Linked DNA regions of Homo sapiens: region 1 is linked to region 2. Evidence: chromatin loops called from intact Hi-C (ENCODE). Cell type or tissue: Panc1. All regions are shown on one strand. Links, peaks and the distances in the headings refer to the core of each region. The heading gives the core; the rest is flanking DNA.

Evidence for each region. Hi-C counts contacts between places; a loop is a spot of excess contacts. Peaks named below come from ENCODE experiments on the same cell type or tissue, not always from the same donor. Only the 100,000 strongest peaks of a DNase experiment are listed, where the experiment ranks them.
Region 1: it touches region 2 in a loop (3-fold over the local background); 13 of 110 quality-filtered maps call a loop at or near these places.

Annotation. Positions count from the first base shown.
Region 1 is chr7:15,294,811-15,311,573 of GRCh38, forward strand. All of the region lies in intron 12 of AGMO (alkylglycerol monooxygenase), which reads right to left. LOC124901592 (a long non-coding RNA gene) reads left to right here. Exons shown (of 3, transcript XR_007060218.1): 2 at 16,058-16,236. Among named protein-coding and RNA genes, the nearest start is that of AGMO, 260 kb to the right of the region's middle. In Panc1, for the core only: CTCF peaks have their summits at 10,385 (motif pointing right) and 10,588; a DNase peak (open chromatin) is centred at 10,411.
Region 2 is chr7:14,709,618-14,726,380 of GRCh38, forward strand. DGKB (diacylglycerol kinase beta) reads right to left here. Exons shown (of 26, transcript NM_001350709.2): 6 at 8,925-9,068. Among named protein-coding and RNA genes, the nearest start is that of DGKB, 180 kb to the right of the region's middle. RefSeq lists an enhancer at 4,834-4,893. In Panc1, for the core only: CTCF peaks have their summits at 8,315 (motif pointing right) and 8,516; no DNase peak of the experiment used is centred there.

The sequences.
Region 1 (16,763 bases), core at 5,508-13,507, 590 kb after region 2:
TAGGCTGCATATGATAATTTAATACATTATAAAGAAAACATATGCAACTGAAAAGTCATGAAATTTATCGAAAAGTGATACTTTAACAATGAATATGAAAACATAATTTTAACTTCCACGTCATAAACCTAAATAATGCCTAAATAAAATAATAATTAAAAATTATGGAAGAAACTAAAATCTAATAGGGAACCAAATATATTTTTTAAATACCTCAATAATAAGAGATGTATTTCTCATTATTCAAACTATGAACATAATTATAATTGCAAAAGAAAGGAGGAACAGTTAATAAAAACATCCATATTGAAATATACATATAAAATTAATAGCTACACAAACTATGAAAATATTTTTAGAATATAAAACAGAGAAATGATTTGAGTATTTGTTGTATACAGGCCTCATTCATATTAAGAAAATATATACTCCTTTAAGAATTAATGGACCAAAAAAGCCTACAAAGAGAAATGTATCTATTTATTTCTTCAAAAAAATATTTATTGAGCACAAACTATAAGGTAAGCAAAGCACTGTTCTAAATCTGAAGAAAGGGCAGCAGATAGACAATAAGCAGTGCCCTTAAGCAGGACAGATTGACATTAAACAAGATGAGAAATTGTGGTTTAATATATTAGAATACAATAATTGCTATGGAGAAAAAGAATGCAGAGAAAGAAGAAATGTGGGTGATAGTGGGAGGAGGCAGACTGTAGCTTCCAATTAACAAATAAGTAGTTGGAGAATTACAATGTAACCTAAAATTTAATCCTCGCTATTAATAGTATAATTTTGATTAAAATAATATATAGATGTTTTGAAAATAATGAAAGTTAATGGGCAACTATCATTCATGAAAATGTATAATGCTATAATTCTTTCCAAAAGCAAAGTGGTATATTTATCAGAATTCTTAAGAATGTTCATAACCCTTGACTCAGGAATTCCAATTCTAGAAACTTAACTGAAGTAAACAGAATTAGAGAAATAGCTTTTAAGAAATGCAATGCTCAACGCAGTTTTAACAGTCAAAATGTTAATAAATTTGGAATTGGGAAGACTGAATGTCCACCAATATTTACACAGAGCTCAATGTTATCCTTATACACATATTTTCCGTGGTCATTAAAAATTATGCCTGCAAGACCTATAAATACATGGAAAATATTTTTAAAAATCAGATAATTTTGTTGTATATAAAATTTTCTTCAATTATGTTTACATATGGAAATGTTTACAAGCAAAACAAAAATATTTCAGAAAATAAAATATGTAGAAATAATTTGACTTAAGATGTTAGTCTTTTTTTTCTAGAATTACAGACTTTTATAGTGAATGGGACTATACAATCACTAAGTTTAACTTCTCAACCAATATAGTGCCACTCCACATTATGCCTAAAAAGAGTAACTCTTTAGCTAATGTCAGAGATAGAGGTCCACTCTCTGCAAAAATAGACTTCTACGTAACTTCCATGTTATCCTACAAGCCCTAAGTTTATCTGACTAAATTACAAGTTCCAGACTGGGAACATATGAAAGGATGTAAGACAAGTGCCTTACTCATTTGTCTAACCACATAGAATTTTTCCAACTAGAAGCGTGATATTAACAGTTTCTTCCCTGTGCACCATCGTTGAAGTCCAGATGGACTGGACTGTACCGTCACAGCTAAATTCCCTTGCTCACAGTGCCATCCTTTCCAAGAGAAGACAGCCACTCTTTTCTCACCTCCTTGTTAAATAAAGTCTTCCTCATGGTTTACATCATGGTTTTTATCCTCCTTATTTAATAGTATAAATAACATTTGTAATAATAAGCATAATAACAGCAATACAAACACATTATAAAAGGACATAATTAAGAAGTAACTAGTGGAGATACTTAACAAATGTAAATTCTGTTAGTCCCTCTCTACCCCAAACCACAATGTAGGTACTTTATTTCACTTTTCCAAATTAGGAAACTGGTGTTCAGGAAGACCAAATAACTTGCTGCAGTAACACAACTACAAATTTAGCTGAGCGGAAATTTGTCCTTGAGTCTTAAAGAAGCCAAAGCTAGTGTTTTGTGGTTCTTTCTTCCATTTTTCCACATCATCATAACCTTCCTAGGATCCTTCAGCTAGAACAAATCTCTTTTCCGTTTCTCAAATGTACTTTGAATGTGAATTTTAGGCTACCTTGTATAATATTACGGCTATTCATACCTCTCTTTCTCATACCACCTAGCCATCTCTCTCTGTCTCTCTCTCTCTCACACACACAGACACAATCAGTACAGAGAAGAAAATATTTGCTCAACAAATACCTGCTGAACTGACCTAAAGAGAATTCCAATTAACCTATCACCAGTAACCCTTTCTTAGCTGTTTTAATTTCAGTATGAAAGATAGCATAAGTACGAAATCCCCCGAATCTACCATCAAAGACCAACCCTACTGACACAGAACTGTAAAAAATGTAGAGCAGTGAAAATGGAAAATAATTTTAATACTTCTAAAGGACAAGAGTACATAAATCCTAGGTGGTGCTACATTTTACTATTGTAGTTATTGGCATTATGGAATAAAGTTTTAAATGGACTTTTTTCAAGTCAAATATCATTACAGAAATGGGGCTATAACTGTACACTGTGGTAAATTTTCAGCATCTAATGACTCATGAGTGCTTGCCAAAACATGCAGATTTTGAAAGAAAAAGTTCAACTCTTTTTTGATTTACTACAGAGTAAATCACAGAAAAGTTAGTGTTGCATTTGGCCACGAAGTTGAGAATAAGATACAGAAATTAGCAAAATAAAAATATCTAACTAGCTTAATCCTTTTCCTGGGAAAAGAAAAATATCTAACTAGCATACCCCCCTTCCTGGGAAACTTTGATCACTACCCTGTGAAAGGTTTTCAAACAATTATGAATGTATTTGCTCTAAGAATATTTCCATGAAATTATTGTCATATATGGAAAGAGAATTATATGCATTTAATGAGTTGACTGGAAAGTAGGCAAACATGAGTGAATGAGGTTTGTATAAAGAATAAATAATAGATATTGAACTAACATAAAATCCAAATAGCCAGGAAGGCTATTCTTATTGGTTAAATATTTCTTATTACAAAGAATGCTGAATTCAATGTTCAAAAGAAATGTTTTAGTCCATTTGTAAGATCATTACCGTCTAAAGGCAATACTTTAATTCTAGGTAAGTCAGTAACATATCCCATTAAAGGGAGCCATACAAATTTATGTCCTCTGTGTTTTGAAGAGGACATGTTATAAACAAACATATTATGTTATGTTATGTCCTCTTTGTTTATCTTTAAAACTGAGAAACAGATAGACTACTTGTGTATAACAAGCATCATACTGGCAGAAAATAACAAGTTTCCTTATAATTGTATTAATGTGATAAAAAATGCAGTAAGAATATTTAATTAGCTCAACACATAATTTTAGCTATATCGTCTACTAAATCAGCTTTCTCCCGTCTTAATCATTTGCCTTCATACCACTTCAATCATTCAACCAATGTGATCAACTGTATCCTCTAATTATCTCATACCTCTTTTATGATTTTCTTGTGTGTCTGTGTGTGTTTGTTTTTGAGACAGGGTCTCACTCTGTCACCAAGGTTGAAGTGCAGTGGCACAATCATGGCTCACTGCAGCCTTGACCTCCTGGGCTCAGGTGATCCTCTCACCTAAGCCTCCCAAGTAGCTGAGACTACAGATTACAGGTGTGTGCCAACATGCTCAGATTATTTGTGTATTTTTTGAAGAGACTGGGTTTCTCCATGTTGCCCAGACTAGTCTTGAACCCCTGGGCTTCAACAATTCACCAGCCTCAGCCTCCCAAAGTGCTGGAATTACAGGGATGAGCCACCACACTCAGTCTATGTTTTTCTATATCAAGCCACTCATTAATTTTAAGCTATAGCCTATTAATTGTCATACCTGCCTCCAATCTAATAGAGAAACAATGACCATTCTATTCTTTTGTCTAAAATTTATTACTACTGATTTGGAATACAACTGCTTTAGTATAACATATCTTCTGATTTTCTTATTGTCCACCCCTCTAATTCATCACTCTTTGTCTCGCTCACAGTCAACTATTTTCATTTACCTTAACTCCCCGTGATATTTCACACCTCATGTCTGTTCTCGTTATTGTCCCCCAGGACTCCCTACTTTGTGATTTCTAAGTATCTTTCAAGACTCAGCTCAAGTGTTACCTCTTTTTGAAATTCATCTCTAGCCACTCTTTCATCAACACCCCAGTAGTTGGATTCTTCTTCTCATGCATCTTTTAAGGTTAGCTAGAACTAAAATTCAAAGTGTGTTTTTTGCTACATATGAGTTATTTACTCTGAACAAGTTAACCTCACTATGCATCAGTTATCTCATCTGTATAATAAATATAATAATATAATAACAATATAATATAAAGGTTATTGCTTCAGTGAAAGTAAAGTACATTGCCCAAAATATTTAGGTCTTTTTCTCTGACCTGTGCTGTTTATACTTATGTAATACTGGTAAGAGTGGTTTGCCCTAATTTATTTTTTGTGTCCCCGAGCAGACTCTCTGAACACCTTGAGAGAAAATATGTAGTAAATTACTCAACTCTATCTCAGCACCTAATCTATGAGTACTAAGGACTGATATCCATTTCTCATGCGAGCATTCACTAAGGGCTAATGCTGTGTTTCATGGATTGGAAGTATATATTATATGGCCAGGTGCGGTGGCTCATGTCTGTAATTCTAGCACTTTGGGAGGCCAAGGCGGGCAGATTGCCTGAGCTCAGGAGTTCTAGAGCAGCCTAGGCAACACGGTGAAACCCAGTCTCTACTAAAATACAAAAGATATTAGCTGGGTATGGTGGCACACACCTGTAGTTCCAGCTACTTGGGAGGCTGAGGCAGGAGAATTGCTCGAACCCGGGAGGTGGAGGTTTCAGTGAGCCAATATTGAGCCACTGCACTCCAGCCTGGGAGACAGAGCAAGACTCTGTCTACATACACACACACACACACACACACACACACACACACACACACACACACACACACACACAGTATGTTTTGTGTTCAACATATCCTTTCCTCTTACTTAGCAGACAAGAACATGTAAAGAACAGACTATATGGGCAAATAGTTACAGAGGGAAGAAAGCTGTGAATACTATTAAATAGAAACTGACCAAAGCATGGAATTTGAGAAGAGAAAAATATTTCCATCTTGACAGGGTGGAAGAATGGAGGAAAAATAGAATTGGAAGTAATAGAAAGGAAATGAGGAAGATTTTAAGGAGTCTATAGCATTTGAGTTGATACTTGGAAAGATAGCTAGGATTGGAACAAAGAGATACCCAAGAGATCAAGTTAGAAATATCAGATAGAGGGGAAAAAATTAAAGCACAGTGAGGGAAGTGCTGAGTATGTTTAGTTGCTAGCAAATAAGTCTACTAAAGTTCACAATAGCAAAACTGGTTAGTGTCTTTCACCAACAAACATAGAGTCCAGATTGATGGTTTGGCAGCTTAACCAAATTTGGGTATGTTGAACATCAAAGCATATTCTTAGGCATAGCAGCTACGTGATGGGATTAAATTATCACAGTTGTACTGACATCTTCAAAGCCTTGAACAAGTGGCTGACACATTCATTGTTATTTAATTAAGGTGAAGAAAACTGAAAAAAAAATCAAGAAAATGCTTGCTACAGTTATTTTAAAACCCTTAAAGAGTGAAAGCACAGAAATAACCTTCAAAAGAAAGCAGCAATTTTTCTTCTTGCTGGTATCATTTAAATACAACACTCATACTACACTCAAATGTGAATAGTAACAGAGCATTACCTCATCTGATGAATGGAAGAAGCTATTTTTCTACCGCTAACTGGCATGAGAAAGAGTAAAACTCCTGGAGGAAATTAGCAAATCTTAAAGGTGTGGATGACATTCTGTAGCACTGCTTGTCCAAAAAAAATGACACAAATTACAGCACTGAACTCTAAAGCCAAACAACAGCAAGCACTCTCTCCATGGCAAAATGTACTTTTTTCCTAGGATTAATCTCCAAACATGCCAAAATTTTAGTGTCAATTTGCTGTATATTACAAGCATCACTAAGGAATCAGCTGAATCTATCTGTCTCTCTCTTAAATAGACACACACATATACACAGAGGAACTTTCTACTGGAGAACATAAGAAAACACCTTTTTATGCTCCAGAAAACAATCATACATTTAAGAAATCTTTTCTATATTTATATTATTTCAGTGATTGCATGTGTTTGTGGGTGAAATTAAAAGTGTTATTGATACTAATTTAAAAGCAAATGCTGGCCGGGCGCGGTGGCTCATGCCTGTAATCCCAACACTTTTGGAGGCCAAGGCAGGTGGATCACTTGAGGTCAGGAGTTCGAGACCAGGCTGGCCAACATGCTGAAACTCCCTCTCTACTAAAAATACAAAAATTAGCTAGGTGTGGTGGCACATGCCTGTAATCCCAGCAACTCGGGAGGCTGTGGCAGAAGAATCACGTGAACCCAGAAAGCAGAGGTTGCAGTGAGCCAAGATCACGCCACTGCACTCCAGCCTGGGAGACAGAGAGAGCTTCAGTCTCAGGAAAAAAAAAAGAAAGCAAATGCTGAATATGTTCTCAAAATGAAGGCAAATACTGTTTGCTTGTTTTTTTTTAAACCAACTAAAATTATACAACTAGTTCTCAATACATTTTCTAAAACCAATACAATAAGTGGTAATTTAAAAATCTATACAGATGAATATGTAAGCAAAAGCATAGGAATGCTAAAAGGCTGAATTCACAGTGTTGAAGGTCCACGATACTTTTAGAGGATAATAGAAATGTTTTAATTTTCATTTCTTTTAAAAACCCAAGAAAAAATGACTATAATAATATTGGATACATAACAGTGAAACCAATCTGAATTACATACATCTTTTTAGAAACACTGTTGTATAATATAATATTTTTACTGTTAAATTTTTAACAGCTGAATAATTTTTTATTATATAGAAATGGGCTCAAGAAGGGCTCAAGAAGGCAAAAGTGCCTAAGGCTCATGAAAGTCAAAATGTCATCCTGCCTGAAGTTACTTCTGGTGCTGAAAGAAGGGAAATAGTATCAGAGGAGAATAAGTAAAGAGAGCTCCTCAACTTTTTCTTAATGTTTTATTTACTTAAAATATGTTAAGTGGATATAGTATAATGAGATTTGATAAAACCCTTTGTGGTACATACAAGTTTGCCTGTTTTTGCTAGCATTTTGTTTTATAATAATTCACAATCAAAACATTAATTATCCTTTTGAGTCAATGAATTAATTGGTACTTATTAGATTTTTAAGGATAAAATTTGATAATTTCTCTTGAAGATAAACTATTAGTTTGGTCTTCATCAAATATTTTTTACCTCTGAAATAAACATTCTTTGGGAAAAAATGTGTCACATCATGAGAAATTTGATTTTAATTTACAGAATTCTTCTTCTAACCAAAAATTAGACCATGAACTTTCTTCAAAAATTATATTGGTTATGGACTTTTAACAGGGTATGAATAAAGTTGGGGTCTAATAAAGTTGGTATGGCAATAAAAGGTATACAGTATTTCCACCAGATTTTATTTCAAAATTTATTATTTTGTTCTAACTCTAGAACTTAATAAGAACAAACTTCAAAATATAATACAGAAATTAAAATGCAAAGGTTCCTTAAAGATTAAAATCTTTGAAAATGACAATTAAAAAATACATAAATCAAGGAGACTGGCATAGAGCTTTTAGCGCAGTACTTGTTACAAAGCAGGTATTTATTTTCTAATATATTAGCTGTTTTCAATTTAAAAGTCTATTTTCACTAGACTGTAAACTCCATGAAGAGAAGCCTTTTTGTTTTGTTTTGTTCATTGCTGTACCTCCATCATATGGTACGGTTGCTGGAATACAGTATGTGTTCAATTCATGTAAGTCATGGAGCAGTCAACTAGAGTTAAGCTTCATAAAGATAGGACTGAAGCCATGAAATTGTTACTGAGAGTAATAATTTCTGCAGGCATTACATCTTGACTATGTTTGTAAAAAATAAAGTCAGGAAAAGTATCTATATATTTGTAATCAGTACAAAACCACTGCAAACTTGGTTGTATTCAGTGAGTAAATCTAAAGGATCTTGAAAGCTGAATGTCTGGGATGGTCAATGAAAACCCAGGAGGAACAATCCACACAGGGAGAACAGAATTAATTGTATTCTTACAGCCATTTCTCAAAAGACAGCTCAAAATGCAGATGGTTTTGAAAAAAAAGTGCAGCCCACAGATGATATTAAGATGGCGGCACAGATGCAGAGAGAAATGTATCTTAATAGTGACTTTATAATATGCTGAAAATACCAAGGAGTTTTCAGAATGGTACATTCAAATTATAAAATAGTATCTATCCCCTAAATTTTAATTAAATGTCAGATTTTCTGTATTTTTGGCTTATTTTTGTATTTAAGATACATTAGGTAAAAATAAAGATCTTTTTTAACATAGAAAAATACTAGCAAGATGAATGTCTAATTGTGTATTTGGCATCAAACAAGGAAGAGAATGGAAAAACAGAAAAAAAAAAGAGAGAGAAGGGGTGGTGAACATCTGGGGTGGTTTCTTTTCTGGAAACAGGAACAAGGTCATATCCCACCCAGTGAGAAGAAATGACCCCCTAAAAAATGTAAGTGATCTTGCTTGACCTGTGACGCGAGCATGGGGATGACCTCGGCTGTTTAACTGCAATGTGTGTTTCTTGTTAGAAAAAGTGAGAGAGTTGTGCTCTGCCATAAAAGAATGTGAGGAATATGAAGGTGCTAAAAAGCAGAAGAAGGAAGTGGAGCATGGGGAACTTGATACAAGCTATGGAAAAATGAAATATTAAGTTAGCCCTGACTTTAGAAATGTTTGGTAGAAAAGAAAGATACAAGGAAATACATGTATGTATACTCTTGTATGTTTACCCCCACACACAGCACATACACATATATTCTTGTTGCTGTGTTTAATTGTGAGGATCAATTCTTTCTCTGATAATCTCTTAAACTTTTATCGTTAAAATCATGATATAGACCTGGAAGAGAATAGGTCTGTGGGTATATCTCTAATAGCTCAAAATATCCAATACGATTTTCCATGAACTCCTAGAGGCCCAAGTCTAAAATAACAAACTTGTGTTAGTTCAATTTTCAGTCCTTTTACATATAACAATGCCACGTCAATGCCTTTATGCAATGCTTGACGGCATCCTCTTAATTTTTTATTCTATGAAATAAGTGGGCTCTCTGCTCAAAATATTAATAGCTGGAAAATTCCCCCATTACAATACAAATGAAAGTTAACTTTAAATGTCTTGACCTACATAAACTCCTAACATTTGTTTCATCTTTTAAAGTCTCTTTCATCCCTTTCTCTTCTCCAGCTCTCTCGATCCCCTCAACTCCCTTGAGGTCTTCTCCACAGAGCCCCATTATTTAATAACAGCGTACCCAGCAAACAGCTGTGGAAGGGAAGAATTGGATTGAAATTCAAGGCCAAACCAGGACAGAAATTTTGGGTACAATCTCAAATCTGTTGGTATAAAGAAAACTGAAAATTTTTGAGTTTTCAATTTTGCTATTACTAAATGGTGGTGATTTAGGGTTTGTTACATCAGTTTTATTACAGAAATATAAGGAAGATAAAGTGGAAAGATTTGGGTTTGTCAAGTTATTTGTAATAAAAATCTTATTTATTCAGTTTCGTTATGAGTCAAGGGTTCGGTTTATCTGTTTCAAAAGTCCCTGATTCGTACTTTATAGGGCCATGATTTGTCAACAGTCCAATGAACTCAAATAAACCGACATATTTATTTTATAGGATGTTGTCTGCATGAATGGAGATGAAATTACTAGTAAATTGTCAACTAAAAAATACAGAACTGGAAAATGATAAGCCTTCCTCTAAGCCCACCATCATATATTCTCATGAAAATCTGAGGCATTATTATTATTCTTTCAGTTACACACAATGTTTAAGAAGAAAGTCAACTATAACAAATGATTTAGTTAAATCTTGGAGAGCACACTGGATAAAAATTTTCTCTTGCTTCCCCCTTCCCCCAGGGTTTCCCTCCTGCCATCTCAAAGCAGGATGAGCTAGTTGACATTGAGTAGTTAAAATCAAACTTAATATTAAGAATATATAGTTATATTTGAAATATATAAATAAAAGTGTTACTAGAAGTGATTATCCAGTAACTTGTGGTAGCACCTATCTTAGGTACTTATTCATCATCTCACCATGGATTTTCTCCTTATTTTCCTTTTACCATCCTGCTATTCTCCACCAGAGGGCAGGCAGGGGCAAGGACAAGGCAACCTTGTCAGGCAATCTGGTTAAAAAAAAAAAAAAAAAAGTTTGATAGGACAGGAAGTGAAAAATATTGCCTAAAATAAGGTTTGAAGATTATCTGCCAATTTTGTATATTTTTCCATATCCCCATCTCTCCTTGATATGGAAAAATGAGGATTGGCACTTATTGTGAGCAATTTGAGTAAAGTATTTTCCGTGCATCTGGGTTCACTGGTGAAACATGAATGATCAAAGTTCAACATGTTGCATCAATTTCTTTTCACCTGGCAAAATGAGTTTTTGTGCCAGTTTTTAAACCTTGTGTTTTCTGTAGTTACTTCCTGTGAGTCGAATGGTTATATTAAATATGAGTAACAATTTATAATTTTACTCTGACAGAAATTACTTCAAAATTACATTCCTATATATATATTTATATGATTTGGCTGTATATCTGATCTAGAATTTGTAAAGAAGATCTGGATTTTACTGTAGACATGCAACTAATTTACTAGGGTACTATAGTTATATAAGCAACTCGGTTTCTACTGTGTCATTATAAATGAAGACTAGAATTCTAGAGAAATCATACGGAAGATTCTGTGAACTGTACTTGTTTTTCCTCCAGAAAGGCACTAAGAATGTGTAATGAATCATTAGTAAAATGGCACTATGGGTACATGAACGAACCTAAAAGAACAAATCTTTTTTTAAAGACTGATTTCATTTTAAAATTCCAGATAACAAAATTTTAAAGCAACCAAAAAATCAAGTATCTTATTTTTTTCTGGTAATTCATAAATTCTAAACATTTAAATATGACTAACATAAATTTTATGGTAACTATAAAAAGTGTATCTTTTGATTAAGAAAAACTTTAAAGAATAATTTAAAGGCTAACAGATTGCATCCTTCAATATCTACTTTAATTAACCGACTGCCATTACTCACTTTACATTTCCTTTCACATCACATTGTACTCATCTTAAATGGAATCAAAACTTTGACATGCACTGACATTGACTTCATTAAATGCAACGTTTTGACATTTTTGAAGGTCTTTTTTTATTTCATACTAATAAATGGAAAGGGTTTTGAATTTCAATGGCTGAAAGGAAGTCAGATTTTAGTTATATGAATCCAGGGTAACTTCATTCATGGATCAAAAAGACCCCTTGGGGCTTACAAAATCTTTATTATTTTCAAGCTACAAAAAAATAGTTTGGTAGAGAACTGGATAATAGGAAACATATTCTTCTGCAATCAATGCACTTTGGGGTGGTTTCCAGCTGTGAGACAGTCACTCAAACTTAAAAGTTCTCCAAAGTTCTCCTTGGCCTGGAGCCCAATTTCACTTATAACAGAATATGACTGTGTAAAAAAAAAAAAGCATTACAAAATATGGCAATTTGTGTTACCTTGCTAAAAAGTTAATATGGTTTATGGCACTATTAAGGATTGTTAATGCTTCAAATAGTTAGATTTTAATGTTTAGAATTAGCACAATTTAAGTTTTCACCTACTATTTTAGATTGTACTAGTTCTTATAGGCTGAGGAATATGTCCCTAAACTAAGATTTCTACTTTATTATGCTAAGTATGCCACATTGGAAAGGGCTGTTGGAGAAACATAAATTATTCAGTTAGTGTATAAAATATTATTACAATAAGTTATAATCATAACAGAGGTAATGAACTCTTTGTATAAAATAGTTTGCAATATTAAATGCATACGTTACAATCATGAGAAATAATCATTAAAGCATACTGAATTTTGGTGAATTTTAATATAGAAAGTTGTACAAAGATCTACACTTAAAATTATTCAAAAACGAAATAATTATAAAGTGATTCCAAAAAATAAGTTTCCATTTGTAATTTTGCAGTTCACCCATCACTAATAGGACAAATCTACTAGTAATGATGATGACATTCATATATTACAATATCTTATTATCCAGTCTAGTTATCTAGTTGTTAACAGTCTTGTGAGAGGTGAGGACATAATTTATATTCCCTTATGACAGACTGTTCTGCGGCCATAAAACGTGGGAATCCTTGTTTGACATGACTTGTCTTCAAAAGCCAAGCCCATCTATTTGGAAGAAACCTTGAATCACCAATTTTATCACATGGTAAAAAGTTAAAATAGGCATTTACCATTACTTATAAATATAGTTCAAAATATTTAATCTAAAAGTGACAGTGCCAGTGGTGAATAAAACTTTATTTAGATGGGCTAATCAATTAAACTCTAAAAGAACAGGACTCTAGTTGATTTGTTTTAAAACTAGTAAGGATGTTCTGAAATAAATCAGTAAAGTATACTAGTTTTTTTTTTCTTATGAAGCCTATAAGAAGGACACTATAATTACCTAATCATATAATTGTATTAAAGCAAGGAACAATAAAACATTTCCCAAGGTGATTGCTTCTATGCATATAGTTTCAATTACTATCTTCAAACTGACACTCAAATTTACACCTCCAGCTCTCACCTAGTTTCCTAAGTTACAGATTTGCAACTGAGATTTGGATATCTCACAGTAAACATGCCCACAAACAAACTCAGTATCTCTCCTTTCAGATCTTTGCCTTTTCCTGGGTCTCCATCTCAGTGCAAATATGGACTCACCAATTCAGAAATTTACAAGACTAAATAAGACCCATACCTCCTTCATATCCCACCTCTGAGCAATCAGTAAACAAGTGTGATGGAGTTTTTATTTTATGTCTCTCTCTTGTCAATCCTATTAGTTCCTAACGCCTAATGGTTTGACCTAACTCTATTCTCTCCCCACTTTCTAAATACCTGGAATTTCCCCACAAGCTTCAATACCTCCAGGCTTGCTGGTCCTCACTACACCCCTTCAGTTTTCCATCCATTACCCACAGGCTGCCAGGAAACATTTCCAAAAGAGCAAATCTATTTATGTCATTTCTTTATTTAAAGTATGTCTGTTCTAATTTCAGAATGGAGTAAATTCTGCTTATCCTGTATGTTCATCCCTTAACAATCAGACTTTTACCCCTCACACAAGCACCATCAATCCAAATCCTTGGTTACTCTCTGAATATAAATAATTTGTTATAAATTTGCATATTTTTTCCTATTTAAAAATTTATCCTTGTTCCTTTCACTACTGACCTTACCCCCACACTTCTTTTTTAAGGTTTTGCTCATTCACCTCATTTGAGAAGACTTTTCTGACCTGCCAATGTCAGATTTCACCTCTATACTCTTACAGCGTTTGCTTACTATCTACCTACATCATGGTGTTTTTCACTATGCACAGTAACTGTTTGTTGTCTCATTTGCTTGTATTAACTCATTTGCTTGTCATATTTGCTTGTCTCATTTGTTTGTCTCAATTTACTGTAAGCTTTCTAAAAACAAGATTTATGCCTTTAAATTATTTTTCACCAGAGCAATGTTTCACCAAAATGTTAAACAATGAAACCACTTAAAACTTTTCTGTAACCAAAGCTCTTGGATTTTCCTGTATCTGTTGATATATTATTACAGCACATATAATGAAAATATAACAACTAATGTGTTATGTTTTATAATTCTCAAAGGCCTTCACATAACTCTTGGAAGCCACCAGTGTTTTTTACATATTGTGGATAAAGAAACAAAGTTTCGCAATGGTTAAATAATTTACCTAAACACATTCAGTCAATGTATGGTAAAACAGATTCAATCCAATTTGTTAGACTTCAAAGTCCAGACTTGTGGTTGGTCAAATGGAGTGATTTGGTTTGAATTCACAACTTAAACGCTTACTATTTGTTAATGGTAAGCAACTTTACTACTCATGCAATTATCCCAAGTATTCAGGCACTGGGCTGAAACCATTTGCTCCATCAGCCACATCAAGCAATAGTTCATCAGCAATAGTTCCTTAGACTAGTTATTCATTAAACACTCAGTATGAAAGAGACATGGCCTTTATAGGAAGACAAGCCCTGCTAAAAATCCTTTGGGGGAACATCTTAATTGCAACTACAGGCACACGTAATGAAGAACTATCGTTATCCTTACTGAGCAGTTTTACAGACAGGCAAGCTGAGTAGGGCCAACATTTTTTTTCCATAGGAGTACATCTCCAAATTTTTGAGTAGGTACCAATAAAAAAGATGATCAGCAGAGGGGAAATACTTTATACATTCTTAACAGCTCTCTGTGTTGTGAGAATCTTCAAATGTATCAAAAGAGTTATAAAACAAACTTTCTGGGTGGGATAAAACTAAGCCAACTTTGAAGTCCAGTGCCCTATTGAAATGTACTTTTCTCCATTTCCCCTAAGCGTCAACATAAGATCTCATCTAGCCAATGTAAGTCAGGTGTTGTTTTCATTGAATTTTATTTTTAAAGAGATATGCAAAATGTTAGAAAAGACAGGTCCCTAATTATTAGTTTTCTATATAATGTAGTAATATTGTAGGTGCATATATATGTATGTGTAGATTTGTGTATATATCCTCTCTAAAATAGACTATTAGAGAGAAAATAACCTTAGTTATTATTATATTTATTCCTCATCATTTTAGAGAGAATACAAATAAAGCCCAGAGAAGTTAACTGGCTTGCCTAATGTCCCTCAATCAAAGATCATTATGCCATTTAATAAACATTGTTCCCCATCTTTAATAAATATGTTATCTATTGGAAAGTATACTGGCTCCAGGTTCAGCAGAAGTAAGGTTTAATTTTCCCAATATCATCTTTGCAGGTTTCCAAATTAGCACTATATACATTTATATCCCTTCAGCTTCATATAAATTTTATGATGAAAAAATATATCATATTCTGTCTGGAAGGAAATATTTGCTCATCATGGTGTGTCACAGGATTCCACTCCCAAGCTCCCCACATGCTTAGTGCCTGTTCTTTCTGGATTAGCAGCTGCTATGAGCAAACACATAGCAGTGAGGCTGACGAACTTGGCACACTTTAAATAGATCAAGTTTGGTTTTAATTTAAAGAATAATTTGATTCAGTAATGTTATTTAAACAAATGCAAAAGTGCTCAAAAAAATCACATGTAGTAAATGATCAAAGCTGTGGTTATTCAGGTTTTTATTTGCTAAAAATATCAAGATAACATTTTTAGCAAAAATTTCATTCTTAGCTGCATGACTCTGGAGTAAGGGGCCCCTGCAAAAAAAATTCAGTTTCTATCCTTTGCCAGAAATAAACATATTTGGTTTCCATTTGGAAAATTTTGTCTTTTAGCTTTAAATCAATCTGGATTTAAGGTAAGGAGTATCAGTTACTAATACTAAAAAACAAAATTAAATAATTGGATCAGACAAAAAAGTCCTTATTTTCCTATATCATGTTATTATAATATTTTAAGTAATAATGTGTCTAATTAGAAATTTGGAAATTATATTTTTGTTATTTTCATACTTTTAATATTTAACTACATTCTTTATAAAATGAGGGAGTGCTTCTATTTCTGGTAAGGCAGAGTATACTATTATCCTATTGCTGCTGTTTCAAATAGCCACAAACTTAATGGCTTAAAAACAACACAAATTAATTTTTTACAGTTCTGGAGGTCAGAAGTCTGAAATGGGCCTCACTGTTCGAAAATCAAGGTGTTGGCAGGGCTGTGTTCCTTTCTGGTGGCACTAAGGGAGAATCTGTTTCTTTGCTTTTTCCAGCTTCTAGAGGCTGCCCGCATTCTTTGGCTCATGGCCCTCTTCCATCTTCGCAGGAGTAATAGTGAGTCCTTCTCAGATCACCTCACTCTGACTCTCCCGCCTCCCTCTTCCATTTCTAAAAACACTTCTGACGGCATGAGGCCCACCTGGACAATGTAGGATGATCTCCACATCTCAAGGTCAGCTGATTTGCAACTTAACATATTCACAGGTCTGGGAATTAAAACATGGACATATTTGGGGGACCGTTATTCTGCTTCCAACACAAGGTGAACAACTCTGCTACTAAAAACAAAACCAAAAATGCTAGATTAAAAAAAAATTATCAAAAGCACTGAAGAGCTAACTAGAGAATTATAGAGCCCCAAATCCAAACAAATATGGAAACTCATATAGCGCAAAAGCTACTTTTTGGCTGAGGACATCTGTGCTCTAGTAGAGGTGACATTTTTGACATTTTCACTTAGAAAAATAAGTAAAAATCCAGGAAACATGCCAGGTTGGGAATCTAACAGAAAACCCTCCCCACATTAAGCTGGAACCTTAAATGATCCTATCCTACCTTTCCAAAACCAAGTTAGTACAGAGAAAGTTGCTTAGGCCTGAGCAGAGGTAGTAAAAAAAAAAAATTTCAAGAAGCTGCAATCGCAAACCAATCCGGGCTCAGATGTGCAGCCAAGTTTGTATCAGTTAGGTGGACCTAACA
Region 2 (16,763 bases), core at 3,415-11,414:
ATGGAACACTATGCAGCCATAAAAAATGATGAGTTCATGTCCTTTGTAGGGACATGGATGAAATTGGAAATCATCATTCTCAGTAAACTATCGCAAGAACAAAAAACCAAACACCGCATATTCTCACTCAGAGGTGGGAATTGAACAATGAGATCACATGGACACAGGAAGGGGAATATCACACTCTGGGGACTGTGGTGGGGTGGGGGGAGGGGAGAGGGATAGCATTGGGAGATATACCTAATGCTAGATGAGGAGTTAGTGGGTGCAGCGCACCAGCATGGCACATGTATACATATGTAACTAACCTGCACAATGTGCACATGTACCCTAAAACTTAAAGTATAATTAAAAAAAAAAAAGAAAAGAAAAGAAAAAAAAAAGAAAATGTTTGCCAATCTTTTCTTCTCCTATTACAAAACAAAATGAAAAACAAACCAAAATAACACTGCTGGATTTCTAATGAGATTGTACTGAACCTATAGATCTGTTTGGGGGAGAATCTTTAAAATGCTGAGTCTTGAAATCTACAACCATATTATATTCTTCTTTATTTAGAGCTTTAATTTCTCTCAATAATATTTCATATTGTTCTGTATAGAGACCTTTCAAATAGTTTTTAAAGATTTATTTCCAGGTATTTAAAAATTTTGATTTGATAAATGGTAAAATTTCTTAAATTTTATTTACCTATTATTAGTTGATGTCATACAGAAATACAAGTGATTTTTATTTCTACCTTGTAGGCATAGATCTTGCTAAACACACTTATTAATTCAAGTACTTGATCTATCTATAGATTACTGGGTAGTCTATAATAAACAATGAATTTCAATTTCTTCTTTCCCATTCTCATAAACTTCATGGATTTTTCTTGCCTTATTGCCATGAGCAATGATCTCCAACAGAAAGTTGAACTATACTTAGAGTAGTGGCCATTCTTGTCTTGTTCCCAATATCAATGAGAGAAACTTCAATATTTCACTCTTAAATATAAAGTTTGATGGGTGTTTCTTATATATACACATTATTAGATTAATGGAGTTCTATACTACTTTTATTTCGCTAAGAATTTTTGCTATTACAGTTGTTTTGTTTTTAATCATGAATAGAATGCATATGGAATGTGATAAAATACTTTTATGATTTTCTTCTTTATTCTCTTAATGTGGCATAATACATTGTTTCATTTTCTAAAGTTAAGTCAAATTTAAATGCCTGTAATAATCCCAAATTGAACCTGGACATGTTATTTTAGCTACTTTACATATATAACTGTACTTGATTGCTAATATCTTGTTTCCTTTCTGCTTGTTATCTGGAAAAATATATGAATGGCTTGTACTTTAATTTCTTTAATTAAATGGAAAAAGCCATGCTTCCTTCTCCCAAATATTTGCCCTAAAAATCCAAGTTGCTTTGATACTTCCCTGAAAATTTTGAACAGGTTTTTAAAATACACATTCGTTCCAAATTTTCCAGTTGATTCCAGTAGGAAGGTTGGTCTGAAAATCCCTACTTCACTAGTGACTGAAGAAACTAATATTTTAAATAATTTATTCCTAAACACATTAACAAGAGTTAATGCTCTATAAATCCTGTCTAATTCATCAAGGAAGAAAGTTTGGAGAGTTTTAAGCTCTAGTTAATATAATAACAATAATAAAAATATCATACATATATTGAGTACCAAGTACCATATACTCTAAATATTACCAAGTCAAGGTCAAGGATAGAACTTTTCTTTCATCCAGAAGAAGAAAGAGAAATTCAAGGACTTTAATTTTCAGTGATAAGTCTACTTTTCTAATTTAAAATTGTAGCTAGGTAATGCAAAACATGAAGTATTGAACACACATATTTACCTTGGTTTTCTATTGAAGTACCACTATAGTAACAGTAAGAGATGAAATAGGTATAAATCTATAAGCAGAAATAAAATATGAGAGGAGAAAACACTAACACAATTTTCAGGAGCTGGAGAAAATATGTACACATGTATATTGACTTAGAGGTCTTAGAAATATAAATGTAAGCTGGCAGAGGAGAAGAAGCATAGATTTGCTTAGAAAGGGTGGTGAGTTGGAAAATTAACAGATTATCTTCACAGGATGATCTCTGGGGAGTATGTAAGCTCTCTTCCCCAACAGAAGACTAGATCTTTGAGTTCTGCAAAAGTGAAATGAAAGGAATTCTGGGCTAAAGGTACTCAGGAATTCTGAGTATAAGGATACAATACCAAAACAAGGTAATTATGTGAAAGCGAATATACCGAATATTGAGAGAATAAGTCCTTTTCCTTATCCCCAGTAAGTCAATACCATCCGTATGGATACTCACCTATACAACTACTACCATCAGAAAAGTTCTTTCAACACAAGTAGTTTGGAAGAAAACAACAAAGCAGGGAGGAGGGGAAACCTTATAACTAAAAGGAAAGTTTCAATCCATGAAATACAAATAGGAACACATAAGGATCAAGCTGAGAATAAAATGGATTCTCTGTGAAGTTAAATGTAAGGAAAAAGTGGGAAAAATCTCATCACCAGGTATAAAAGATGTCCCAGATATGGAGTGAAAAACATAAGAAGAAAGAAAAGAAGATGGAAAATAGAAAAAGCAAGAAAAAATAGTAATTCAGAGTTCTGTCTTGGATGTTCAGCATCCAAATAATATTGGTTCTAGAAAGAGAACAACTAAAATAAAGGGTGAAAGTGATTATCAATGAAAATATTCAAGAACAAATGAAGAACGCAAGTTTATGAACATAAATTTATGGTGGAGAATTTGGGAATTGATTAGTTATAGAAATAGAGAAAATGAGGCGGGCGGATATTTGAGGTCAGGAGTTCAAGAGCAGCCTGACCAACATGGTGAAACCCCATCTCTACTAAAATACAAAAATTAGCCAGGCATAGTGACACATGCCTGTAATCCCAGCTACTAGGGAGGCTGAGGCAGGAGAATCACTTGAACCCAGGAGGCAGAGGTTGCAGGGAGCCAAGACTGTGCCACTGCACTCCAGCCTGGGAAACAGAGTGAGACTGTGTCTCAAAATAAATAAATAAATAAATAGAAAGAAAAATAATTAAGTAAGAAAAAAGGCAATTATTAACTCCATGGAAAATAAAAGTTGTTTGGCCTGGTGAGCCTATAAAACCTTTCTCTTTTAAAACTATATTTAAAAATAATATAGACATTATTAATATTGAATTTTCAAATTATATAGTAAGACTATTTCTTAGTATTCAAAAGTAAAGTCAGGCCCAAAGGTCAAGGGAATCACTGAACAAAAGGATCATATTTTTAAAAACAAAATAAATATATAGCTGTTTGGCTGCAAAAATTTAAAAAGCCCAATGTTAAAATTATTCTGACAACACGACAGCTTCCAAATATGGGTATACCTGCTTCAATGTTATAAACTAGTTTAACCCACATTTTTTCCTATTTTTATGCTCATGTCATTTCACTTTATATAGAAACAATTATGCCCACACACGTATTTAGTTAAAAGATCAGAGCAAAGGCATATTATGCAAGATAATTTTTTATATCCAAATTTTTTTTCCTTCCAAAAGATTTGCAAGTTTCTATCTGTTTTCATAATGAATATATCCTACTATACACACTCTGGTGTTTTGCACTTGCCATTATGTGTTGTTGATATGAGCATTATATGATATATGTTATTAATATAAACAATGTAAAATATATTTAGAAAAGGCACTTAAGCTGGAATTTCTTTAATTCACTTTTTTCCACTCTTGTATATTTTGATACTGATTTAATAAACTTTAAAAGCAGAGGTGAAAAAAATCAGCTGCTTAGGTGTGTTTGACATCCAGTTTAATGGAGAGAGATTTTCGCCTTTTATTCATAAGAGAAACAACAATAAGAACAACAAAAGACAGCTTTTCAAAATAAAAAGAGCCCTATAAAGTAGCTCAGAAATTATGGATTTTAGTAATAGCTAGATAAACTGGTGGTGTAATTAATAACCACCCTCTCTTGGTCTTTTTTTTTTTTTCATTGTCAAACTATAGGAAAGTTGACTAGATGGTCTTTAAGGTCTCTTCATTATTAAATCTCATAGTTTCTAAGGTTAATACTGCACAGGGAAGTAACTTTTAACATGTAGCTTACTATTCAGTCTCCATATGTCAGTTATCTACTTTCTGAATATTGATTCCCTATTGATTTTCTCTTTAGTGATACATTTTAAGGAAATGTAAGATAATATAAAAAATTCTTGTTAAATAATTGATAACTTGATAAGCACAAATTCAAAAGTGAATATCATGTATTTTAAAGTCAAAAATATAAAGTTAGTATTATTCAATATCTTAAATAGTTGATGTTATTTTTATATTTTCAAGCACTCATTGACTTTATTTTTACCCATTGACTTTAATACACTTCCATTTAACTATCATTTATTGAGCATATACCTGTTGAAACACACACACACACACACACACACACACACACACTGATGTAGGTGCAAGGGTACAAAAGAGAGCAAAATAAATCCAATTAGGAGATGGCAAGAAGATTCATGATGCAGGGTAAGCCTCAAATGTGGACTAGACTCAATCAAATATACACTGTGGGGAGGCAGGGGGTTGAAACCCAGCAATTGCACATTGTAATCAAAGGGATCAAAGTGGAAAAGTTCAGGGTTTGTCTGATGATAGAAAAGTTAACCCTTGTGACTAGGACATGGTTTGTGCATATGTGTGCAGGTCACAGCCAAAGCAAGCCTGGCAGAGTAGGTTGGGGTCAAACTGTGGAGTCAGATCGGTGTATGCACGCCAAGTTAAGGGTTTCAATTTTACGCATTATGAAATCAGGAACTATCAAAGGGGATTTTTCACTCTGAATCAGAAGAGAAACAGAAAAAAAATAAGTATGTTAGTTGATAAGGTTTTAAGTAAGATGAAAGGAAGTTGCAAGAACATACACTTAATGAGTAAGATGATGATTAAATAGGTAGGTGTTTGGAAAAAAAAACATTATCTGGATTAATTTTTAACTAGAAAACTAGACAAGAGAAACACTGAGCACTGAAGGCCAGCTGAGGTTTTGAGTAGAGCTATAACCCAAAGAATTATATTTTTATTTCACTAAGTCTCTGCCACTCAGTATAGTATAGGAGCAAATAAGTTGAATGTCTGAAATTAAGTGTGAAAAACTAATTGACATCATGGATTATGAGATCAGTTTAAATTTGAAAGGATGGGCAACCAAAAGTCAGCAAGCAAATTCAAGAGGGAGTAAAGTGGGCAAGAGTAAAACAGTTTTAATTTACTTTTATTTCACCTAACATGCATTTATGGGAAGTAATAAGTGTGAAGGAATGTATGTGAACAAATACTAGTTTAATCTAATCCTCATAGTTATCCCATGGGACAGAGACTATTTAATGATCTCAATTTTACAGTTGAGAAAACTGAGTCCTGAGGAAGTTTTAAAAATGAACTCAGATCACTGAGACAGTGAATTCTCAACCTAGGGTTTGCATTCAATCATTATAAATCAAGAGTCAAGGTTTTTAATTATTGTACTATGCAATAATTAAATTAAAAGTAGGAAAGTGAGAAGTTAAGTGAACATAGGCTGGGATCAAAGTAAAATTGACAGTTTAGTTTTGGAATAATAGCAGTTCTCGACAGTTACAAGGCTTGGAGTATTGTAACAGAAGTGAATGGCTGAAAGAAAATGGAGGCAAAGCCACAGGATTTGAGGGTAAAAGAGAGGTTGTTGACTTTCCCTAAAGTACTATGGAGCACTTGAAGTTAGAAGGGCAAATCAGCCCTGAGACCATGTCCTTGTTCATTCACAGAGGCTGTTGGTAATTGGTACCAACAAGGAGAGATAAAAATGGAATTCCCCACAACCCCAACACACACAGGCACACATGCACGTATGCATGCATGCAAAAGCACACATCCAAGGGTAACAAACACCTTCTACCTGATAGAGCCTTGGGACGGGAAGGTCCTCAGAGAGAAGAATTAGGATTGCATAAAGGAAATAAAGCTGAAGACATGGCTTATATGGTAAGTCCTCAATATGATTGCTAGATACTGGGAAACTGTGACTTCAAGCAAAACAATGTACAGAGGGTTCTCGAATAACACCCTTTCCTTCTATGACATTTTGTTATAACATTGATAAGCAAAAAGTGGTTTTGTTATATACATTTCTCAACTTCAAGTCACAGCTTCCAAAACCCTATTGAGGATGTTAAGTGAGGACTTCCTGTAATCAGTAAAACATTTGGGAACTTTTGTTTGTTATTCTTTAACGGAATAAGCTTTATAATAAACATGGTGTAAATACCTGGCAGAAAAGACAGGCAATGGAAAGTGGCGGGAGGCACTGAATAGATTTTAAAAATATTTGGGGAAACAAAGTATTACTTATATAAACATTGACAACAGTGTAATTCGTTTATCTAATAACCCAGGTAAAATACCTAACAAATACTGCCACTATTCATCAACTCCAGGAAAAACAACTGTTGTGTCAGGTGAATTCCTTGTGTATATGTGTTTTCACTGGACAGAAGGAATTGCATAAGCCAGTGCTTCTCAAAATGTGATCCCTAGAACAATAGCATCCGCATCACCTGGAAACTTGTTAGAAATGCACATTTTCAGATCCCACCCCAGGCCAGCTGAATCAGATATACCAGTCCTGCAGGTGACTCTGATGTGTGATAAAGTTTGAGAACCTCTAACCTAAATCAAATTTCTTTCTGCTTAGCTACCCTGGAAGTATGAGCCAAATTCAACATTGACCTGCAAAAGTTAATTTTAGGTACTTGTTCACATCTGTTTCTGTGTTAATTATAATTGCTTTTTCTTATTTTCATTCTTCTGGTCTATATTGTATTTAGTAAATTGTAATCCTTTTGGAGTATTTATTAAACTAACAATCAACACAAATTTTTGAAGTCTTACTGACAATTTGTTTTTAAAAATCTGTAACTGTAAAATAATACATGTTAGTAACTTTTACATATGCAATTTTAGAAGGGTAAACATATGTGGTAAATTGTTAAGAAAGTGGATGAGGAAGATTGATTGTTATTTAATTGACACAGGAAAGAGCCAGGCATTGGCATTAAAAAAGAAAAAGAAAGAAAACCAAACTTCGGATGATTCTGATGTATAGCCAGGGTAAGAATCACCAGATTAGAAGATAGGAGAAAAGAGACCTACGGCATCATGTATTTTGAAGAGTTTGGTGAAAATGATAGTGATAATTCTGGGCCATAACAAGACTGCCTATAAGAAGAGTCTGAAGAAATGGTTTAAAACAAAAGGAAAAGGCAATGCATCTAGTGTAAGCTTGAAAAAAAGCTGGGAAACTCAAAGAAAAAAACAGAGAGAAGGGGGTTGAGAACACTAAAGAAAAGTAAATGGCAGGTCAGTGGATGAGATTCATCATGTCTTTTTGAATAGTGTGGTGAGTCAACATTCTATCTGCAACTGTAGACAAAATCTATGTGGGTTCAAGGATGCACATGGAAAACTCAAAAGCATTCTTCTTAGGAATTCCACCTAAAAAGCAATATACATCCAGCTGACCTAGAAATAGTTAAACAGCAAGACTAAATACCATCTTGGGGAGGATGGATGGGGCCTTTATTCATTTTCAGATGTGGAAAAAATGTTTGTCTTTATATGTTTATAATCATCCCAAATGTGCTCCTGATAACACCTGAGCAAACTTTCTCTCTGGCTGTCACTTCAATAGAAATTCACTGAACATTAATATTTACTTTGGAATGAGACAGATTTCTGTAAGTTCTTAGGAATACAAAATAAATCTTGAAATGCAAATATTGAACATTTATGAATAATAAATATATATTTAAAGATGATATTCATATGGTTTATTCATAACCTAAGCATGTGTGACTCTTAAATAATCACATTACAGTAAATCCTTTATGGGAAGAAGAAATATTATCAAAAAGTTACTACTAAATTTAACTAAAAATGCCCCCCAATAATAATTCTGAGACGTCATGATTATTTACATTTGCTTCAGAAGTGTTAAAGTTTAGATTTGTTATCTTCACTATCATTCTAGTAGCAAGCATTTTTCATTAAATTTACCATATCTTATATAATCAAATTTATCAGGTTATTGAGTAAGCTGCCAGGACTATATTTAGAAAGAACCTCAGAGATAGAATAGATGATCAAATGATCAGGTTTAGAGTAAATGCTTGAAAAATATTTTCTTATATTGCAATGAGTATAGTTAGCCACCAGAGAGAGCTCAGTCACTATGTTTTATTAAAGACAGTAATTATTTACTTTCAACTGAATAGAAATTCTCTATCCGCCATGTCCTAAATTTAAGAAACAAAGCTATTGTTTAATGATTTATAATATCCAGAATCAAATACTATAAATGACACTTTCAGGTTTAGCATTTGAGGAATAATGTGTCTCTGCCAACAAGAGTGTTAGTGCTGAAGATTGCAAGGGAGATTTCCACTGGGGAAAAGGTGCAGGTTGCATATTTACAGGCAATTTTCTTACTCACTAATGGGAAGGTTTCTTCACACACTAGAAATACATGCTTTATGAAAACAACACAAAGGCTATTTTCTAATAGCATCTTGTTAACTCCAGAGAACTGAGGAACAGCTTTTTAAAGTCATATGACAAACATAGGAAATAATCAGTAGTAAATGGAACTTGATAAATAAGAACCTGAAATTAATAGATCTTAATATCTTTTGTCTGATCCTCAGCAGGAGGAAATTTTTACTATTAAGCAGGATCACTTTATTCAACAAAAATTATACAACTATACTAATGCAATTTTAAGTTAATCAATATCCAGTCCTTTCTCCTGCCCCCAATCACGATAAGTAAACAAAATGAAGAAACACATACACTCAAGCTTATCCTCAGGTCTTCCTCTTTCAAGCAGAGACAGGTAACAGACAATGTCCTTCAGATGGATTACTTCTGGGGAACACGTATTTGCAGGAGAAGTAGTCCGGGGAGGGGTGATGGCACCTTTATTCATTCTCAGACCTGGAAAAAAAATTGTCTTTATATTTTGTTAATTATTTACAGTGATCTCAAACAGAAAACAAATTAAGAAAATAGAGAACACACAGGCTACATAGAAATTTATATTTTTTAGGCATAGAATAACCAAATTCTCTGTAAGATCGGTACAGCAGCTAGACATAGCCTACGACTGTTGTAGATGAAGGAGAGTTCTTTGGGATCCACAGACATGGCACTGCCCTATCAGCCACGGATGGTATTTGGGTCAGAATAATATTACCCTAGGTGAGTTGGTACACATTTGAATGCTTGAAGACCCACTTCCCTATTCCACTTTTCTGTGCTTTAGGTAGTGACAGCTATAAATCATTTGGGAAGATATTTAAAATGGACTTTTTCACAAAATACTAAAGAAAAAAATGTCAGTCTTTCACAATATAATTTCTCTATTCATAATAAGTAATCATCCATTCATAAAGTCATATATTTGTTTCAAATATTTGCCAATACCATGAAGAAGACATCCTTTTTTACCATCAAGGGACTTGCCCAGGAGTAAGAATAAAGAGAACATAAGCAAAACTCTGGATAAACATGATGGATATTAGAGAGGTAAAAACATATGAGTGGTTTGGTTTTTAAATGGTTCTGACTTTATTTCTGAAACCCATTATCTGTGTCTGTTCTATCACAAGGATATAGGTTGCTTATTACCTGTCTGGTGATAATCTAACCGAAATATGTTCACAGTAACTTGTTAGTTCTGTCTTACCCAGAAGCCACTGAAGTCAGATTGTGTGTATCTGACAAGGCCTGAAGATAAACCGCAATTATCCCTTGAGGGATATATGGCATTTTTAGAGGTATTTGGGAGAAATAACTAATGGGTTGAGTGGCTACTAGATTCCTAATCAACCAGGAGCTACTGTAAGGAATAATTTGAACCAAACACAGTTCTAGAACCCTGTTCTTAGCACAGATCTACCTGACTGCGTATGTCTCACTCTACTTTAGTTTTTCAATTTGTAACTTTCCATGAATACCTATCACCTCGTCAAGCCATCTCAAGATTCCCAGGCATATAATTCAATGTGTTGTGATATGTCCCAAGTTAGTTTTATCATTGGTGATGTTGTCACTAATAAAGGGAACTATTTACTGAGTGCCTAATATGTGGCTGAAATCATGGTAGTAGCTTTAACACATATTATCTCACATTATTCTTACGTGAACGCTGTGAGGTAGAGTGCATTTTCCCCACTTTACAGATTAGGGACCGTCTTACAGATTTTAACTTCCCAGAGTTTCATAACCAGCAAGACAAATCCATCTTCCTGTTTCTACAGTGGTAGCTTACAAACTATTTTTGTTCAAGGCCAATCATAAAAGTGTAAGAAAAATAATTTACATCTTAACACAGCACACACACACGCACGCACGCACACACACGCACACACACATTAGTGGGATTCATAATTGCCCAAATATTTTCTTTTCTATATTAACCTACTCATATTCTATCCTATTCTGAAAATTTTTCTCAAACACCATCTAAATTGAGTTTACTAGCCACCAATGGATCAAAAATCACAGTCTGAAAAAACACGGCTTTGGGTCTTTCCATCCTTTTTTATTTTTAATTTTTTTTATTTTTTTGAGATGGAGTCTCGCTCTGTAACCCAGGGGCTGGAGTGCAATGGTGCGATCTTGGCTCACTGCAACCTCTGCCTCCTGGGTTCAAGTGATTCTCCTGCCTCAGCCTCCTGAGTAGCTGGGATTACTGGTGCGGGACACCACGCCCGGCTGATTTGTGTGTGTGTGTGTGTGTGTGTGTGTGTGTGTGTGTGTGTGTGTATGTTTAGTAGAGATGGTGTTTCACCATGTTGGTCAGGCTGGTCTCGAATTCCTGACCTCATGATCCATCCACGTCGGCCTCCCAAAGTGCTGGGATTACAGGCGTGAGCCACCATGCCCGGCCCCTTTCTTTTTAAAATGAAGTCTTATTTATTTCAAATGTGGCTTTATGTTTTACATTAATTCTACTTCTGTTTATAAAGTTATCAACAGAGACATATATTGTAAACGGAATTTCCTTTTTAATAGAAGTATCAGTGTATGTCTAATACAAACTAATAGTTATTTATGAACCAAAGAAGGCAGGGAATTGAAGACAATCCTGAGCTTTAAAAAAAAAAAAAAAAAGACCGGAATAATTGAAACTAGCCAACTAAAGCTTAGCCAGCTGCAGGAATAAGCAGTTCCAACTTATGATAAAAAACATTTTGGCGCTGACCCTTGACATGACCATAACTTTCAGACTTGGAGAACACAGCACTTGAATTATGGTCGGATAAGCTATGACCTAACTCATCCTGCTGATGAGCTAATCCTCTTTTCCAATGTTTCCCCCTGTGGTACTGAAATGATTTAATCAGCTTGATTTAACTCCTTTATAGAAAAATTCAGAACAAAACAAAAAAGAAAGAAAAGAATATGCTCTGACATTTATTTGAAAGAAAGCCAAATATATTATAGATCTTCACTTATTTAGAACATGGCATGACCATTTGTACTTATACAACTAAGGTAGATGGTGTTTAATTATCAGCTTTCACCATACTGAACACAAACAATTGAGAACGTAAGGATCACATAATTTTGTCTTTTCTGTATGTAATGTATAAATCGAGTATGAATGTACACATATAATTTGTATTTAGCATCACGTTTTTGAAGGAATATGCTACTGTACTAAAATTATTTTTGTTTGGAAAAATGAGTAATATTTTCCATTTTCTTTTCATGAAATATTGTTAACTGAACACTTAAAGCTGTATCATGTATTTATCACATGGAATACGGTTAAATGAATATTTAAAGCTGTATCATGTATTTATTTCCATGAAATATTATTAACTGAATATTAAAGCTGTATCACATATTTAATTGTGTCACAGTTTTACATTTAAATAGCTTAAAGCTTATATAAAAGAAATATGGGCATATATTCAATCTATACATTGAAGAACTAATCAACTCTTCCTTAAGTCCAATAGCAGCCAAATTTGAGAGGTAAAATATATATTTTTGGAATGATTTATAGAGTGCACTGAAGAAGAAGATAAAATGTCAAAGACCTTTTATTATTATTACTTGATAAAAAGAAAATTGTAGAACAGGACTTAATTCTTTAAAACTATTCTTTTTTAAAAAGTTTGAGGCTCACAACAAAATTGAGACTGTACAGAGATTGAACACTGCTTTATATCTTTCCTTCATTTTCTTCACTCAAGTCTTGCTTACTTCAAATATCTCTCTGTGTTTCACATTAATTCTACTTCTGTTTATAAAGTTATTACCCACTACACATGCATATTCCTCCCCACTACCAACATTCTCCACCAAAGTAGTACGTTAGTTACAACTGGTTAAACTACATTGACACCTCATTACTATCCAATCTCTATAATATACATTAGGGTTCTCTTTTTGTTGTATATTCTATGAGTTTGGACAGGTGTATAATGAAGTGTCTACCATTATAGTGTCTTTCAGAGAAGTTTCACTGCCCTAAAATATTTCTACTCTGTTTATTTATCTCTGCCCTCCCAACAATCTCTGAACCTTTCATTTTCTCCCGGATTTTGCCTTTCCCATAGTGTCATAGAGCTGAAATCATACAGACTGGCTATTTAGACTGGCTTTTTTCTGTTATTAATATGCATTTACATTTCCTCCATGTCTTCTTATGGCCTGATAGCTCATTTCTTTTTATCACTGAATAACATTGCATTGTCTGGATGTACTACAGTTTATGCATTCATCAACTTGATTAAATTTTGAGGTGTTTAATTAATAAAAAAGCTTGGCCAGGCACCGGAACTCATGCCTGCAATCCCAGCACTTTGGGAAGCCGAGGTGGGAGGATCACAAGGTGAAGAGATCGAGAACATCCTGGCCAACATGGTGAAACCTCGTCTCTACTAAAAATACAAAAATTAGCTGGGCGCGGTGGTACATGCTTGTAGTCCCAGATACTTGGGAGGTTGAGGCAGGAGAATCGCTGGAACCCAGGAGGTGGAGGTTGCAGTGAGCCAAGATCATGCCACTGCACTCCAGCCTGGGCGGCAGAGTGAAACTGTCTCAAAAATAAATAAATAAATAAATAAAAATAAAAAAACTCACAGATTTATTCCTGCTCCTACCACCTCCCCAAGATCAGCCCACTTTTTTTAAATGTTTCTTTATATTATATTTTCATTTAGTTTTCTGAAAGCAGACCCTGGTCCTCAATCTATCTCCACAGGAGTTATTTTTACACCCTACTCTACCCTTTATTTATTTATTTATTTATTTATTCATTTTTTTTTCTTTTGCCCTTTCCCTAAATCTGGCTGAAGCTCACTACTTATCTTCCTCGATTGCAGTTCACTACCCTGAAAAAAGTCCTTTTTCCTTTTAAGAAGTTTGCACTAATCTAATGGTTATTCAGAAGCTTAGGAGACAACATGTACGGCAACCAAAAAGTTGCAAGCCTGACTTCTTGACTACAGCTGAGATGGTAAAATGATAACATGAAATAGTAAGTGAGATCCTTTCTAGCAGCAATAGCCTCTGGTGAGGAAGCTCAAAATTCTATTTTTAATTAACAAAGGCCAATTTTACACACCCAGTCATCAGTGAAATTCTCTCTTTACAACTAAAATGAAACATAAAGCTGGGCAAAACAAAAGGGTTTGTTTGTTTTTTGGCCTCAAGTGATCAGAGCTAAATATTGCTTCAGAGTAAATATTGCAATTGACACTTAAAGTAGTATAATCTGCAGATTCTTCTACTTGCCCTAGGCTATACTACTTTAAATATTTCATCACAAAAGTGAAGCAAATGTGTGTGTGTGTATATATATGTGTGTGTGTGTGTATATACACATACACACACATATATATGTGTATGTATATACTACAATAGTACAAAATAAAGTGAAAAGTAAGCATTGTAATTAGAGCGTATTAGTCTTTTAGGAATAATTATCTTGTACTTAGCATTTATTTCTGTTAAAATAAGTTCATTATATATACACATACATACATACACACATACACATTCTTTTCTTCAAAGCTTTAGTTATAAAAAGTAGTTAGCATTAGTCATATCGAATGTTGCCTATGATTATCACATTTCTAAGCACATGATTTTCATTATACTCCAATCTAGACACTTCATTTCTTGAAACAATAACCTCAAAAGTTGTATTTAATAGATAATTTTAATTCCAGCTTCAGGTTCAATTATTAGCAGATAAGTTTTGGGTAGCTGTTAAATTAGTGCCTCTGGTCCAGTTTGTTTCATTTTCAAACACTTGCATTTCATATAATGTAAACAGTGACATTTTCTCTATTTCTTAATGAAATAGTCAAAAACAATAACATGGATCACATTTCTAAATTTATAAGGCAATACAACACTGGCAATTTAGCTTTTTCTTTTAAAATATTGGTTCAATTTACAGAAACGTATCAGATTTATTTATCACATAGTATAATTATATTTCCAACATCCATACTATTGGTCATAATGAGTAGCATAGATAATCAGAATAAAAATAGTTGATATTAGTATTGTCATATATTTCATGATTTTTACACTTAATCTTTCAACTATGCTTGTTGTAGTATATTATAATTATCTTTCATTCTTTATGTTTACCCAAACCGGCAGCAAAATTAGGTAGATGGCATTTTCAGTGAATAAGAAATGTAATAGAGATGGTGATTCCTTATAAAGAGAAGACAGACTGTGAGATACAGTCCCTGATATGAAACTGGGATCAGACAAACCTCTCTGAGAACATACTCTGGTTTTCATCTGTTTGGACATTGGCAAAAACCCCAAACAAGCAATTACAGGGAGAAGGACTTAAAGTATAGGTCTTTGGGGATAACGTTTTAAGAGCAGAGTAACCTCTGTGAAGGAACAACATTAATAACAGCTCTGGTTGTGTGCAAACAATACTTTTGTACAGTGGTCTTATTTGACCCTACAATTCTGTTTTAAAGATGAGAAAGTGGAAAGTCAGTAAGTAAACTGTTCGTGATCATATACCAGTCAGTCAACGGAGCAAAAAGGTGAAGACAAATCATCTCATTCCAAACTTTGGACTCTTTTTAAAAGCAGTAAAAATGAGATCTGTCTACACCAGTGTTATCCAATAAAATTTTCTGAAGGCTGAGTTCAGTGGTTCACACCTGTAATCCTAGTGTTTTGGGAGGCCAAGGCAAAAAGATCATTTGAGTCCAGGAGTTTGAGCCCAACCTGGGCAAAATAGGGAAACTTCATCTCTATAAAAAAAAATTTTTAATTACCCATTTGGGGTGGCATGCATTTGTAGTCCCAGCTACCTAGGGGGCTGAGCAAGAGGATCACTTGAGCCCAGCAATTCAAAGTTACAGTAAGCTATGATCACACCACTGCAGTCTGGGCAACAAACAGAGCAAGATTCTGTCTCTTGAAAACAAAAAACAGAAAACAAAAAACAAAAAAACTTTCTGCACTCTTCAATACAATAAAATTAACTACCTATGTCTATTTGACCAAAATTATTAATGAATTTAAATTTAAATAGCAGTGGATAGCTAGTGGCTACCATATCAGGTTGTGCAGGCTCTATACTGTATGCAGATGGATAATTGAAAGTTATTTAAATTATTCTCAGTAATTTGAATATATATAAGTATGGGACAAAAATAATTAAACCACCACATATTAAAAGAGCCCATGATGCCAAATTTTCTGTATTTATCACATGAAAAGAAATTCCAATAATCTCCTTAAATTTCACTGTACAGATATTGTTCAGAATGTATAATATCTTTAAAACAAAAAGGATATGTTGATTTTTTTTTTTTTGAGATAGGGTCTCACTCTCTGATGCCCAGGCTGGAGTGCAGTGGCATGTTCACTACAACCTCCACCTCCAGGGTTCAAGAGATTCTCCCACCTCAGCCTCCAAGAAGCTGGAATTACAGGTGTCAGCCACCACATCCAGCTAATTTTTGTATTTTTTGGTAGAGACGGAGTTTCACCATGTTGGCCAGGCTGGTCTCAAACTCCCGACCTCAAGTGATCTCTGTACCTCAGCCTCCCAAAGTGCTGGGATTACAGGGGTGAGCAACCACGCGCAACCAATATGTTGAAATTGAACTTTATGCTATGTATGCACACCAAAACATTGAAACATAATTTATTTAATGAATAATGGTAATGACTGGCATTTATTAAGCATTTATAATGTACACAATACTATTTCAAATGAAGTACATGTATCCTGTTTTTCTTCAGTCTCACAATAGTTAATAAAATACATACACATATTATCCCCATTTTACATCTAAGAAAACAGAGGAGAGAACAAGTTGCACAGGTACGACTCAAAATGCAGTCTGAATTGGAGTTTTATTATTTATTTATTTTTATTTATTTATTTATTTATTTTTGAGATGGAGTCTCACTCTGTCGCCCAGACTGGAGTGCAGTGGCGCAATCTGGGCTCATGGCAACCTCTGCCTCCCAGGTTCAAGCGATTCTCCTGCCTCAGCCTCCCAGGTAGCTGGGATTATAGGCACCTGCCACCACACCCAGCTAATTTTTGTATTTTTAGTAGAGACGGGGTTTTTTTATGTTGGCCAGGCTGGTTTCTAACTCCTGACCTCAGGTGAT